Regions from separate parts of the Homo sapiens genome. Here region 1 is linked to region 2. Evidence: read pairs that join two places in POLR2A ChIA-PET (ENCODE). Cell type or tissue: Panc1. All regions are shown on one strand.

Region 1 (5,000 bases), 63 kb before region 2:
GACAGGGAGTACGCGGCGCTTGTTTCCTTCTCGCGCGTGGGGCGGGCGGACAGATAGGCAGGGAACGGCTGCGATCCCAGCCATCTCCAGCGGACCCGAGCCCGGCCGCTTGTCCTTTGCCATTGGGGCTCCCTCTCATCAGGCCTGGCCTCAAATTTCCTGACTGACTGAACCCGGCCCTGACTGACGCACTGACGGGTCTGATTTCCACACATGGCGCGTGGCCGGAACGGAGTAGAGAAAGGCACAAACACCCACGCACCGCACCCGTTTCTTTCATTTCTTTTTTTTTTTTTTTTTGAGACGAAGTATCACTCTGTCGCCCAGTCTGGAGTGCAGTGGCGTGATCTCGGCTCACTGCAACCTCTGCCTCCCGGGTTCAAGTGATTCTCCTTCCTCAGCCTCCCGAGTAGCTGGGATTACAGGCACGCACCACCACGTCAGCTAATTTTTGTATTTTTAGTAGAGACGGGGTTTCACCATATTGCTCAGGCTGTTCTCGCACTCCTGACCTCGTGATCCGCCCGCCTCCGCCTCCCAAAGTGCTGGGATTACAGGCGTGAGCCACCGCGCCCGGCCTCATCTCTTTTCTCCTACCTCTTCTCCTTTCTCGAAGGACTCCAGCCAACACACATACCAGTTAGGAGCCCAGGTCCTCCAGTTACATTCCCACAGCCCTGCCCTCACCCGGCCCCTCTAGGTCTGGTGTCCTGGTGTCCCCTAGGGACAGAGTGTCCTTTCACCCCATGCCCCTGCCCTCATGGCACCTGCCCCAGCCCTGCCCGTCTTTCCTGCGGGTCCCCACCGTCCCGCAGCAGCACATCGAGGTGACCAGGGTTGAAGGGTCGGCAGGAGGGCGATCTGTTCACTCCTCATCCTCCCTCCTTGGCCTCCGTCCTGACTGTGCTTGCAGGTGGACGTGCCCCATGTGAAATGCAAAGACCAGGAACCGCAGCCCTTGGGGGAGAGCAAGGAGCATCCGCGGTGGGAAGAGAACTGCGAGGAGGAAGCTGGTGGAGGGCCAGCTAGGTGAGGAAGATCCCAGCCCTATGGGTCTACACAGGCCCCTGGGTCCCTCTCATTCACCCTTTTCTTCCACAAGGCTATGCCAGTGTCTGCTGCTTTTTTTTTCCCTCCTAACACAGCGTCTTGCTTTGTCACCACGCAGTGGCATGATCACGGCTCACTGCAACCTCCACCTCCCAGACTCAAGTGATCCTCCCACCTCAGCCTCCGAAATGGCTGGGACTAGAGGCGGGCCAGAATGTCGGGCCAATTTATTAAAAAATATTGGCCAGGTGCAGTGGTTCACACCTGTAATCCCAACACTTTGGGAGGCCAAGGCGGGTGGATCACCTAAGGTCGGGAGTTTGAGACCAGCCTGACAAACATGGAGAAACCCCGTCTCTACTAAAAATACAAAATTAGCTGGGCATAGTGGCACATGCCTGTAATCCCAGCTACTCAGGAGGCTGAGGCAGGAGAATCGCTTGAACCCAGGAGGTGGAGGTTGCAGTGAGCTGAGATGGCGCCATTGCACTCCAGCCTGGGCAAAAAGACCGAAACGCTGTCTCAAAAAAAAAAAAAAAAAGCCAGGAATGGTGGCTTATGCCTGTAATCCTAGCACTTTGGGAGGCCGAGGGGGGTGGATCAAAAGGTCAAGAGATGGAGACCATCCTGGCTAACATGATGAAACCCCGTCTCTACTAAAAATACAGAAGTTAGCTGGGTGTTGTGGTGCACGCCTGTAGTCCCAGCTACTCGGGAGGCTAAGGCAGGAGAATCGCTTGAACCCCAGAGGCAGAGGTTGTAGTGAGCCGAGATCATGCCACTGCATGCCAGCCTGGTGACAGAGTGAGACTCCGTCTCAAAAAAAAGAAAAAAGAAAAATTTAGTAGGCCGGGCACGGTGGCTTACGCCTGTAATCCCAGCACTTTGGGAGGCCAAGGCAGGCAGATCATGAGGTCAGGAGTTTGAGACTAGCCTGGCCAATATGGTGAAACCCTGTGTCTACAAAAATTAGCCAGGCATGGTGACAGACACTTGTAATCCCAGCTACTCAGAAGGCTGAGGCAGGAGAATTGCTTTAACCTGGGAGGCAGAGATTGCAGTAAGCCAAGATTGTGCCATTGCATTCCAGCCTTGGTGACAGAGCAAGACTCTGTCTCAAAAAAAAAAAAAAAAAGTATATATATAGTAGAGGCTGGGCGCAGTGGCTCACGCCTGTAATCCCAGCACTTTGGGAGGCTGGCGCTGGCAGATAACTTGAGGTCAGGATTTCGAGACCAGCCTGGCCCACATGGTGAAACTCCGTCTCTACTAAAAACACAAAAATCAGCCAGGCGTGGTGGTGCATGCATGTAGTCCTGGCTATTCAGGAGGCCAAGGCAGGAGGATCCCTTGAGCCCAGGAGTTTGAGACCAGCCTGGGCAACAGAGGGAGACATATCTCTCTGAAAAAAAAGAAAGAAAGAAAGAAAGAAATGAGCGTGGTGTGGTGCGGTTGCACACACCTGTGGCCCTAGCTACTTGGAAGGCTGAGGTGGGAGGACCACTTGAGCCTGGGAGGTCGAGGCTGCAGTGAGACGTGATTGCTTCACTGCACTGGAAGAGCAAGACCCTGTCTCAAAAATAAATAAGTGAATAATGTGATTTCAACTGGTGGCAAGTAAGTGGAATGAAGAAACAAAATATAGTAAGGAGCAAGTAGAGTGACAGGGACCTTAGAGCAGTTGGAGAACTCTGAAGAGGTCACATGAGAAGAGGCCAGCCAGGAGGCATTCTGGGCCCAAACCTTCCACGCAGAGGGGGCCGCAAGTATGAAGTCCCTCAGGTAGGAATAAGCTTGATGTGTTCTCAAAAGAGCAAGAAGGAGGCTCATGTTGGCCGGGCGCAGTGGCTCAACCTGTAATCCTAGGACTTTGGGAGGCCGAGGCAGGCGGATCACGAGGTCAGGAGTTCGAGACCAGCCTGGCCAACATAGTGAAACCCTGTTTCTACTAAAAATACAAAAAATTAGCCAGGCGTGGTGGCGCATGCCTTTAATCCCAGCTACTCCGGAGCCTGAGGCAGGAGAATTGCTTGAACCTGGGAGGCAGAGGTTGCAGTGAGCCAAGATAGCACCATTGCACTCCATCCTGGGTGACAGAGTGAGACCCTGTCTCGAGGAAAAAAAAAAAAAAAAAGGCTGATATGGCAGTATTGTGATTGGCAGCAGGGACACTCCTGTCCTCCAGACAGACATGCTCATACCCTCCTGCTGTTTGCATCTGACCAAACACCAACAGGGAAGAGATCATGGTGCTGGGAGACCTTTCCCCTGTGGGCAGCCAGCCTGGAATGGGGAGCCAGGGAAGGTGTCCTTGTAGAAGAGATGTTGAAGCAGAAAGTGTGGGCAGGGTGGGGAAGGAGGGGTTGAGAGAAGAGCTCGTGCGAAGTCCCTGCTCGTGGCATTCGGGGGAGCTAAAGGAAGGCCAGTGTGGCTAGGCGAGCGAGTGGGGTACAGGGGTGAGTGCAAGGGGAGGGCTGCAGAAGGGGCCAGGTTATGAGGCATTTTGTGGGCTACAGACTTTATCCTAGAGGTTTTTTCAGTAACAGCTTTGAGATATAATTCCCATAGCATACGGTTCACCTTTTTTTTTTTTTTTTTTGAGATGGAGTCTCGCTCTGTTGCCCAGGCTGGAGTGAGGGGGCATGATCTTGGCTCACTGCAACCTCCCCCTCCCAGATTCAAGCAATTCTCCTGCCTTAGCCTCCCGAGTAGCTGGGACTACAAGCATGTGCCACCAGGCCTGGCTTTTTTTTTATATATTTTTGGTAGAGACGGGGTTTCACCGTGTTAGCCAGGATGGTCTCAATCTCCTGACCTCATGATCCGCCCGCCTCGGCCTCCCAAAGTGCTGAGATTATAGGCGTGAGCCACCGCGCCCGGCTCACCTCCTTGAAGGGTATGATTTGATTGCTTTTGGTATATTCAGAGCTGGACAACCATTCTCATAGTCAACTTTAAAACAGCTTCATCACTCCAGGCCAGATACAGTGGCCTCCCAAAATGCTGGGATTACAGGCGTGAGCCACTGCATCTGGACTTCATCTTTTCAATGGCTGAATAATATTCCACATGAGTCTACCACATTTTGTTTATCCACTCATCTGTTGATAGTCATTCGGGTGGTTTTCACTTTTTGGCTATTATGAGCAGCACTGCTATGAAATCCATTTAGAAAAGTTTGTGTGTGGACAGATGATTTCATTTCTTCTGGGCATACTCATACCTAGGAGGGGAACTGCTGGGTCACAGAAGTGACATGCTCAGGTTCCCGTTATAAAAAGATACGGCTGCAGGCCGGGCACGATGGCTCATGCCTGTAATCCCAGCACTTTGGGAGTTCGAGGTAGATGGATCACCTGAGGTCAGGAGTTCAAGACCAGCCTGGCCAACATGGCAAAACCCCGTCTCTACTAAAAATACAAAATTAGCCAGGGGTGGTGGTGCATGCCTGTAATCCCAGCTACTTGGGAGGGTTAGGCAGGAGAATCGCTTGAACCTGGGAGGCAGAGGTTGCACTGAGCCAAGATTGCACCATTGCACTCCAGCCTAGGCAACAAGAACAAAACCCTGTCTCAAAAAATATTAATAAAAAAATATGGCTGCTTTGTAGAGAATGGTTGGGAGGGAGAATGTGTGGGTGTAGGGAGGTCTAGTGGGAGGCTTTTATGGGGGGTGTGGGGGGGGTGGCCTTTAGCAGGGCAGATGGAGGAAGTGCCTTGTGCCATAAGACACAGGAAGGGGATGAGGGAGGATGTTTCCCGGCCATGATGTACTGGGGCCAGCTCCTACCGGCTTGAAAGAGCCAATTCTACACATCTCTTCCCAACTTGGCATTTAGCGTCTTCATGTTGGTAGCCTGAAATTGGCTAATGGTGGGAGGCTCTGCACCACGGAAATTGGCAAACACTACGAATCAGGGCTTCCCCCCCATCACACAGCCAGTTGCTAAA
Region 2 (5,000 bases):
GAATGTAGCCTAAAAATATCTGACATAAAAATTGACAGAATTGGGCAGAGTGTAAGAGGTATCTTATGCTGTATTTTTCCTTTATTGTTTGCAATACTTCGCACACTATTGTATGGAACTCTTACCTATAATCAAATAAAAACCAAAATGGCAAAAAAAAAAAAAAAATTGACAGAATTACAAGGAGAATTTGCTTAAAATAAGGTTTCACATTTCTCTCAGAAACTATTAGATTAATCAGGCAAGATAAATGAATAGGGAGATGGAAGATTTGAATCACTCAATTAACAAGTTTGATTAAAAGGAATAACAGAATCCTACAAACAATGAGAGATAAATACCTTTTTTTAGAGTTTTAGATTTTGAGTGATGTCATTCCATTACCTATTCAAAAAATTAAACAAATGGCATATATTGTGAGATTCCTTTTAAATATATACATAAAGGAAAGGTATGTGTATATATCTGTGTGACTGTATAGACACAATTTGAAATAAAGATTACAAACTTAAGCGTCTTCAGGGGCCAGTAGACCAGGGTGGAGGCCATGGATGACGAAGGGGCAGGTACCCAATATCACAGGACCACCCCCACTCAGCTGGTTCCACCACAGTATTATTAGAACTTCTTCTTCTTCTATTTTTTTTTAAGTAGAGACAGGGTCTTGCTATGTTGTCCAGACTGGTTTCAAACTCCTGGGCTCAAGCAATCCTGCCACCTTGGCTTCCCAAAGTGCTGGGACTACAGGCATGAGCCACTACACCCAGCCCTAGAACTTCTGATTTTTCAAGAGAAGGCCCAAACCCAGATTTTGAAGCAAAAATCTTTCAATTTTTATATTTTGCTTCTTTTATTTATCTATTTTTATTTTTTTCAAGATGGAGTCTCACTCTCTCACCCAGGCTGGAGTGCAGTGGTTTGATATCGGCTCACTGCAATCTTTGTCTCCCTGGTTCCAGCAGTTCTCCTGCCTCAGCCTCCCAAGTAGCTGGGATTACGGGTGGGCACCACCACACCTGGCTAATTTTATGTATTTTTTTAGTAGAGACAGGGTTTCACCATGTTGGCCAGGCTGGTCTCGACTTCCTGACCTCAAGTGATCCACCCGCCGCAGTCTCTCAAAGTGCTGGGATTACAGCCGTGAGCCATCAGGCCCAGCCCAAATTTTTGAAAAATACTAGGCAGTTCAGAGAAAACACATGTGTGGCCATTGGGGTAGGACTCTCCACTAGACATCTGGAACATCTGCCAAAGTGTGGCTGGCCTGGGAATAGAATTGGCAATTTTCCCCATGCTGAGCTGCCATTAACACATACAGCCAGTTAGCTTGCTCGAAAGCCCATGCAGGATTCCTCTATAAGTTAAACATAGAGCTACCATATGACCAAGAAATTCCACCTCTAGACGTATATCCTAAATAACTCAAAGCAGTTGTCCAGCCAAATATTTGTACACCCACATTCATAAGAGCACTATTTACAACAGATGAAAGATGGACAACCCAATGTTCACCAGTGGATGAATGCATCTACCATTCAATGGAATATTACTCGGCTATAAAAATGAATGAAGCAGTGACACAAGCTACAACATGGATAAACCTCAGAAACGTTATGTTAAGTGAAATAAGCCAGTCATAAGAGGCCACAGAGCATACGATCCCATTTATAGGAAATATCCAGAAAAAGGCCAGGCATGTGGCTCACGCCTGTAATCGCAGCACTTTGGGAGGCCAAGGCAGGCAGATCACCTGAGGTCAGGAGTTCGAGACCAGCCTGACCAACATGGTGAAACCCTGTCTTTACTAAAAATACAAAATTAGCCAGGTGTGGTGGCGCATGCCTATAATCCCAGCTACTCAGGAGGCTGAGGGAGGAGAATTGCTTGAACCTGGGAGGCGGAGGTTGCAGTGAGCCGAGATCACGCCATTGCACTCCAGCCTGGGCAACAAGAGTGAAATTCTGTCTCAAAAAAAAAAAAAAAAAGAAATATCCAGAAAAAGCAATTCCACAGAGAGAGAAAATAGATTAGTGGTTGCCAGGGACTGCAGGGAGGGAGGAATGAGGAGGGAGTGTGTAATGGGTGTGAGGTTTCCCTTTGGGGGTGATAAAAAAGTTCTGCAACTACATAGATCTAATGGCTGTACAGCATGGTGAATTACTAAATGCTGCAGAATTGTTTATTTATTACTATTAATCATTATTATTATTATTATTATTATTATTATTATTATTATTTTGAGACAGAGTCTCGCTCTGTTGCCCAGGCTGGAGTGCAGTGGTGGGATCTTGGCTCACACCAACCTCCACCTCCCGGGTTCAAGCAATTCTCCTGCCTCAGCCTTCCAAGTAGCTGGGATTACAGGCATGTGCCACCACGCCCAACTAATTTTTTTGTATTTTTAGTGGAAATGGGGTTTCACCATGTTGGCCAGGCTGGTTTCGAATTCCTGACCTCAAGTGATCCACCCATCTTGGCCTCCCAAAGTACTAGGATTACATGCATAAGCCATTGCACCTGGCCTATTCTTTATTATTTTTAATTTCATTTTTCAAGACAGGGTCTCACCCTGTTGCCCAGGCTGGAGTGCAGTGGTGTGATCATGGCTTACTGAAGCCTTGACTTCCTGGGCTCATAGGATCCTCCCACCTCAGCCTCCCGAGTAGCTGGGACTACAGGGGTGCACCACCACGCCCAGCTGATTTTTTATGCTGCCCAGGCTGGTCTCAAATGCCTTAGCACAAACAATCCTCCTGCCTTGGCCTCCCAAAGTGCTGGGATTACAGGCCTAAGCCACTGCACCCGGCCCCGAATTGTTCATTTTAAAATGGTTAAAAAGGCCGGGCGCGGTGGCTCATGCCTGTAATCCCAGCACTTTGGGAGGCCGAGATGGGCAGATCAACTGAGATTGGGAGTTTGCAACCAGCCTGACCAACATGGAGAAATTTTAGTCTCTACTAAAAATACAAAATTAGCCGGGTGTGGTGTTACATGCCTGTAATCCCAGCTACTCGGGAGGCTGAGGCAGGAGAATTGCTTGAACCCAGGAGATGGAGGTTGTGGTGAGCTGAGATAGTGCCATTGCACTCCAGCCTGGGCAACAAGAGCAAAACTCCATCTCAAAAAATAAATAAATAAATAAATAAAAATAAAATAAAATGGTTAAAAAAGTAAATTAAATTTTATGTTTCATGGATTTTAACATGACAAAGAGGTCACAGGGGAAGAGCAATTATTTTATTTTATTTTATTTTATTTTTTGAGACAGTTTCGCTCTTGTTGCCCAGGCTGGAGTGCAGTGGTGTAATCTCAGTTCACAGCAATCTCTGCCTCCTGGATTCAAGTGATTCTTCTGCCTCAGCCTCACAAGTAGCTGGGATTAGAGGCATGTGCCACCAGGCTTGGCTAATTTTTGCATTTTTTTTTTTTTTAAGTAGAAACGGGGTTTCTCCATGTTGGTTAGGCTGGTCTCGAACTCCCGACCTCAGGTGATCTGCCCACCTTGGCCTCCCAAAGTGCTGGGATTACAGGCATGAGCCAGCATGCCAGGCTCTGGAAGAGCTATTATTAATCCCATTTTATGGATGGGAAAACTGAGGCTCAGAGTGTAGGACCAAGAGATCCACAAAGCCTGAGGGCAAAGAAGCCGGAGATGAGCCCCACCCTGCCCTCCCAGGAACCAGGGTACTGACCGCTTAGCCACCCAGCCTTACCTCAGAGAGATCGTCTTGCTCAGGGGTGTTGGAACCACCACTGTCCTGTTCCTCCAGATGCACCACATCTAGGGAGGGACTGAGAGTGAGCACGAGCTGGGTTCTGGGCCTGCTCACCCCCAGTCCCCCTGCGCCCACCAGCCGGCACCTGGAAAGGGGTCACGGGTGAGGCCCAGCTGGCGGATGATGTAGCGGGGGATGTCCGTCTTCACAAGGTGGCCCTCCTTGGCGTGTCCTTCGGCCGCCTCCAGCAGGTGGTAGAACTCCTCGGGGTTGAATTCCTGAGGCAGGGCAGGAGTGGGCTCACCACAGGCTCCCAGGGTCTACCAACCCACCCCTACCCATGCCCAGCCCCCTCACCAGGCACTCCAGCAGCCTCGCAGGGCGTGAGATGATAATAAGCAACTTCTTCACCAGCTGAGTAACGAAGGCCACCTCCAAGCTCTCAGAGCGTTCATAGGCCTGTGGCAGGGGACACAGAGGGACAGGGCTCATAGGCACTCTGCCTCAGCCCGGCCCCTCTCTCAGCCCCTCAGAGTACATACTGCTGCTACTGTCCCATCTTACAGGTGAGGAGACTGAAGCCCAAGCCACACAGTAAAAATAATGAGGCTGGGCACGGTGGCTCATGCCTGTAATCCCAGCACTTTGGGAGGCTGAGGTGGGTGGATCACTTGAGGTCAAAAGTTTGAAACCAGCCTGGCCAACATGGTGAAACCCCATCTCCACTAAAAACGCAAAATGAGCCAGGCGTGGTGGCAGGTGCCTGTAATCCCAGCTACTTGGGAGGCTGAAGCAGGAGAATCCCTTGAACCTGGGAGGCAGAAGTTGCAGTGAGCCAAGATCACACCACTGCACTCCAGCCTGGGTGACACAGCGAGACTCTGTCTCAAAACAAAAGCAATGACAAACAAACAAACAAACAACAAAACCATAGCGAGACCCTGTCTCTACAAATAATAAAATTAGCCAGGTGTGGTAGTGTGTGCCTGTAGTCCTAGCTACCTGGGAGGCTGAAGTGGGAGAATTACTTGAGCCCAGGGGGCTAAGGCTGCAGTGAGCTGATTATACCACTGCACTCCTGCCTGGGTGACAGAGAGAGAGACCCTGTCTCAAAAAAAAAAAAAGAAAAAAAGAAAAGAAAAAGAGGCCGGGCACAGTGGCTCACGCCTGTAATCCCAGCATTTTGGGAGGCAGAGGAGGGTGAATTACTTGAGGTCAGGGGTTTGAGACCAGCCTGCCCAACATGGCAAAACCCCATCTCTACTGGAAGTACAAAAATTAGCT

The links. ChIA-PET counts read pairs that join two places held together with the same protein. Peaks named below come from ENCODE experiments on the same cell type or tissue, not always from the same donor. Only the 100,000 strongest peaks of a DNase experiment are listed, where the experiment ranks them.
Region 1: POLR2A ChIA-PET joins it to region 2 with 5 read pairs; 11 of 35 experiments call an interaction of 5 or more read pairs at or near these places.

Annotation. Positions count from the first base shown.
Region 1 is chr19:12,914,251-12,919,250 of GRCh38, reverse strand. It overlaps SYCE2 (synaptonemal complex central element protein 2), which reads left to right. Exons shown (of 6, transcript NM_001105578.2): 1 at 1-8; 2 at 914-1,029. Among named protein-coding and RNA genes, the nearest start is that of SYCE2, 2.5 kb to the left of the region's middle. RefSeq lists an enhancer at 139-278. In Panc1, no CTCF peak of the experiment used is centred here; no DNase peak of the experiment used is centred here; H3K4me3 peaks cover 285 bases.
Region 2 is chr19:12,851,109-12,856,108 of GRCh38, reverse strand. MAST1 (microtubule associated serine/threonine kinase 1) reads right to left here. Exons shown (of 26, transcript NM_014975.3): 8 at 4,074-4,175; 9 at 3,862-3,994; 10 at 3,714-3,781. It overlaps MIR6794 (microRNA 6794), which reads right to left and starts at 3,849; the gene lies at 3,782-3,849. RefSeq lists an enhancer at 3,420-3,920. In Panc1, no CTCF peak of the experiment used is centred here; no DNase peak of the experiment used is centred here.